Linked DNA regions of Homo sapiens: region 2 is linked to region 1. A link is a loop called in an ENCODE intact Hi-C map of the cell type or tissue named here. Cell type or tissue: ascending aorta. All regions are shown on one strand.

Region 1 (2,500 bases):
TTAACAATAGTAAGACAAGAGCTATCAATACAGATGTTCTAGGGTAAAGGAAGGAAATATTACTATGGACCGGGGTGTTGTAAATGAAATTTGATGGGCAAAATGCAAGATTTTTTTTTTTTTTGGAAAGAAGCAAATACAGGAAAATCCAGGAACGCTTTGGGGTTCTAGGGAGTGGGAGAGTACAGATTCTATCCTGAGATACCAATTTTAATTCTTAAGAAAGAAGAGAGACTTTAATAGAAATTCATGCATATTTAAATAAAATATAAAAAGATGATGGGGGGAGGGGAGAGTCAGTGCAGCAGGACCAGAGGCACAATGCTAAGTTCTAACACACACTGACATCACTGCAATACCCTGGAATAAAGGAAGCCCTAGCTTCCAGCAGTCGGGACTTCTCTCTCTGCAAGCATAGCCTCAAAGCACCTCTGATGGATGGCTCCCAAGACATTTCATTGCTTGAAGTTCAGCAAGTTTGAATTACCCTCTAGACATCAACATTAACTTCACAGGTACTCATTGTTAATCTCCTACTAAAATAAATTGGATTGGATGAAAGAAAATAAAGGGATATGAGGTGGAAGAAGGATGTGTTTGGTTGGGAAAAAGAAAAGAGGGTGTTACAGAGGCTCAACTCCAGACTGATCAAACAATGAAGCTTGGTATGAGCACAGAACCTGCAGTGGAAAAGCCAGTCCTGGCTATGCCACTAGCTGTCTTGGACAAGCCATTTAACCACTCTGATCTTGTTTCCATATCTGTAAAATCAGAGAATTAAATCAAGAGAAATGATCTCCTAGCTTCCTCCGACTCTAATATTTTAAACTTTAATTGTGAGCACAAGAAATTAAATTTAACAGTAGACAAACAATAGAAAAGGAAAGGGACTCAATTTCACAGAAGTAAATCAGCAACAATCACTGGTTCTAACCCCTTTACAAAACCTTTCAGTTGTTTACTTTCTGAATAGAAATCAAGCATATTAGAGAATGAGACAATCACAGTCCTATTCACAATACTGAAACAAACATAAAAAGAACCTCAAGGACAACAACAAAAACACATGGTCATTGTTTTATTAATGAGATGCTGCCTCCTGCAGTACAAGGTCAACATAACACTTAAGCTTCAAATGTTTGCTCACAGCCAGACCATTTTATTTTAGTAGTCTTGCTTTGGGGAAGGTTTTTTTGTATGTTTTTTGTTGTCTTTTTTTAATTAGGGTGATGGGAGAAAAATGGGATAGCGCTTTTAAAAATTGCAGTCATTTGAAGGAAAATGCTTTCTGACTAATTATGCAAGTGTCTCTGAGAGTTGGTTGCCTTCACACGTTCTCTGGAGCCTGGCTTTCTTCTCTGTGCTTTGTGCCACCTGGTTTGCAGCTGAACAAAGAACAATCCTCTCCCTTTTGCATTAGTCTTGCTTGAAGAGTTCATAAGAAAACAGTGATACCAATTGTGGCAGGCTCTTGAGAAAGTGTAATTACACAGAAACAAATAGGGTATGTGTTAGCCTAAATATGTCTGGAGTGATTTATTATACTTGTTACAGTTCAATAAGTTTTTGTCTTTGATGTGGGGGTTTTCACTGAGGAAAATGTATGGCAAATTCTAACAGTAAAATCAGCATTACAAGAGCATGAACTCTGGATCCAGACTGCCTGGGTTTGAAATCCAGCTCTGGCCCTTACCAGCTATGTGACCTGGATTAAGTTACTTAAACTCTCTGTGCCTATTTCCTCAGCAATGAAATAGGAATAATAGTAAAACTTATATTCTTGTTGAATGAGTTAATATTTATAAAGCCCTTAAAACGGCATGTAGTCAGTGCTACGTAAGTATTGACTAGCACTGTATAAATATTTGTTCAAGAAACTCAGAGGGGGATGAATGAAGACCTAAATTCTTACTTTTTAAAATATTTTTCCTTTCATAACCAGCAATCATGTCTCTTTTTTGCATCTCTCTATCTTTAATAATTGTTATCTTTTTCCTATCCTTTTTTTCTCAGATTATTCTTTCTTGTTTTCCCACCATTACGGAGAAAGTAAGAATCAAAGTATCATAGAGCAGGAAAGTATTTCTAATGGGGTTTAGTCCTTTCATCCACAAGGAAAAAGAACTGAAACCTAAAGAGTTTAATTGACATGTCTAGGGTCAAATAAGCTGATAAATGGCTGCTTCCTATCAGACATTCGAAAACTCCTTCCTCTCCAAAACCCACTATTTCTGATACTGAACTTACAATTATTGCCCACCTCTCTTCTCTCTCTCTACCATACCTTACTCCAGCATAGGACTGGGGACTGAGTATCTTGCTCAACTGCATTCTTAATTACCTTTCTAATCTGGTTACTTGAATTCCCTTTTGCTGGCATACATAACGTGCCCACAGTTCTGGAACAAAAATGAAGACACGTGATAGGAGTTTTTTTTTATTTTTTTGTGCATAATATGTAAATTAACATACATAAAATGAGTTAGGAAAGCATAAAATT
Region 2 (2,500 bases), 270 kb before region 1:
CTGGAGAGCAACTGGGTAACTTTTAACATGTATTTAGATACTTTGACTCAGCTATTCAACTTCTAGATATTTAATGTAAAGAAATAATTGTATAAGTCCACAGGCATAAAGGGACTAAAAGAGTCACTGGAGACCTTTTTTTTAAAATACAAAAACAAAAAATATAACATGTTTAAATGCAGAGGACTTCCTAAACGCATTATGACAAAACTGTATAATGAAATACAAGTGGTCATCAATGAAATATAAGTGGTCATAATTTAGTCATATATTCATTGACATAGAAAGATGTAATTTACCTATTGTTCAATGAAAACAACTTCATAGAGCAGTATACTATTTTTCTTTTGAAAGTATAGACATATATATAAGTGATATTTGATATAAAAATAAAAAATACTTTTTTGAGGCTACAAGCCACATGGCAAATATCCAAGTGGTCTCAATTTCTGCATACAGTGCACACTAACAGTTTTATTATTAACTTTTTTACTACAAAGAAAATTGCACCTGTTCATTCCTCTTAATTCTGATGAATTAGTGGCTGACCTAAGGGATGTTAAGCTCTGTGTTAAAATTAAGGCTCTAGAGAACTGGCATCCCTTGTATGTGAGAATGGCAAATCTGCTCTACATTATCCCATCAGCTCTGACAGGCTCTGTTAAGTCTCAGACTTAAGTCTCCCAAGTCAGCTAAGAGGATTAAAATACGGACACAGAAACATTAACACCGTGCCCTCAGTTTAAATATCCATGCAGGACCCAGAATTACTGGCTCATTTGCAGCTGCTCATTGCTGCCATTTAGTTTTTTTAGATCAGGAGCAAATAGGTCTAACTCCACAAACAACTGTCTCACCTCTCTTTACAGCTGCAATTAAAATCATGGGGCCAAATGGCTTAGAAATGTGTAAGTGAACGATACCCCTTATTTCTACTTTTCTCATCATCTTCCAAACGGAAAACTTCTATCTTCTCCTGTGTTCTAACACCCATAATGTTCTGGATTTTCTTTTTCTGACTCAAATTTTCACTCCGTTCCTTTTCCCAGGTCCTTGATATTACCCTCTTGAACTTTGAATTCATGAAAAACAAATCTTATCTGTACCATCTTCACCAAACATTCCTTTCTCCTCTGTGCCCCAGCACAACTGCAGTAGAAACAAGTACAAAGAACCAGAATTCTTTTCAAGGACTTACTGACCAGCTGAAGGGAGAGTGGTGAGCAACAGCCTACAGCTGTCACCTCCTTCCCAATTGGACGCAGCGAAAGAGACTTCCTCATCTAAAGTCATGCCTTTCTCAGGAGCAGGCTGCAACTGGTGACTGAGTGAGGCAGGAGTAGAAAGGCCCGCTATTTTGGCCCAAACATGGGACACTCTGATTGGCTATATTCATTCAAGAGCTCCTTGCAGGATTAAGGTTTTGTCAGCTCTGCATTGTGGTTTGACTTTTTCCTTTGCCAAATTCCTTCCCATCGCAGCTGATGGTTATTGATAAACAACTTGCCCTTTGAACTCTCTGTCTCAGTGTCTGCTTCTAGAGACAGCAACCTGTGATCATTGGTACTAGCAATGGCCCAACAAGCAATTGATAAGATGGAATTTGGGAGCTGATCATTCATTACCTGATTGACAATGAGGAGCCCATTTTGACAGTAATGGAACACAGACAGCCCCTGGCACAAGTTAGCAATCTGACTGTTTAAACTTTCACTGGTTGTGAACCAGGAGGGGCACTGAATCTGGTTAGGATATATAGGCTCATAGGCAGTGATGCATGTCCTGGCTAGTTGTTTAAGAACATGAGAGGAAAGGAAAAAGACTAGAAAACATTAGCTGTAACATCAACTTACTTCTGTGGAGAAGGAGGTTTGAGCAGCACAAGGGTTGACTGTGGGAGACACAGATCTACTCCCCAAATTCCCCTTCACGAAAGTTCTTTTTGTTCTCCTGAAGAGAGTGTGAGCAGCAGACAGTCTTCAGCTGCAGTTCCTTTGTAATTATCCCCAGCTGAAGAGAGTTGTCTTGCCGGCGTATAGTTTTTCCCAGGATCTTCCACACTTAGTCATGGATTGAGGTTGGATATATCGGCCTTGCCATCTTAAAGCATACTCCAGTGGTAAATACTTATTTCAGAGTTCCTTACCGGGCTGACAGAGGCTTTGTTAGGCCTGTACTGGAGTTCAGCTTCTCTGCCCAACTCTAGTTCTTTACCCTTCCTTCCCTGGCATTGATCTCTTATGCAATCTTGCACCCTAAATGCCATCTCAGTGTCTGGCCCATCTATCAATGTACTATGCAAGAGCAGTTCCACATTAGACGTGATGAGTGCAGCCAGGAAGATAATGAGACTTCAGAGCAGTAGGAGTTTGAGTATAATGCTATATCTATGCTTGTAGAAAATGCAGAAATGAGTAAGGGCATCTGCTTGGAGGCCAGAGAGAAAGGGAATATTTCTTACTGGTTCATATGAGAGTGAAAATTAAAGGCAGGGGTGGAG

Evidence for each region. Hi-C counts contacts between places; a loop is a spot of excess contacts. Peaks named below come from ENCODE experiments on the same cell type or tissue, not always from the same donor. Only the 100,000 strongest peaks of a DNase experiment are listed, where the experiment ranks them.
Region 2: it touches region 1 in a loop (2.2-fold over the local background); 4 of 110 quality-filtered maps call a loop at or near these places.

Annotation. Positions count from the first base shown.
Region 1 is chr12:19,914,476-19,916,975 of GRCh38, reverse strand. No RefSeq gene overlaps it. Among named protein-coding and RNA genes, the nearest start is that of LINC02398, 99 kb to the left of the region's middle. In ascending aorta, a CTCF peak has its summit at 1,093; no DNase peak of the experiment used is centred here; H3K27ac peaks cover 929 bases.
Region 2 is chr12:20,188,146-20,190,645 of GRCh38, reverse strand. No RefSeq gene overlaps it. Among named protein-coding and RNA genes, the nearest start is that of LINC02468, 61 kb to the right of the region's middle. In ascending aorta, no CTCF peak of the experiment used is centred here; a DNase peak (open chromatin) is centred at 1,267.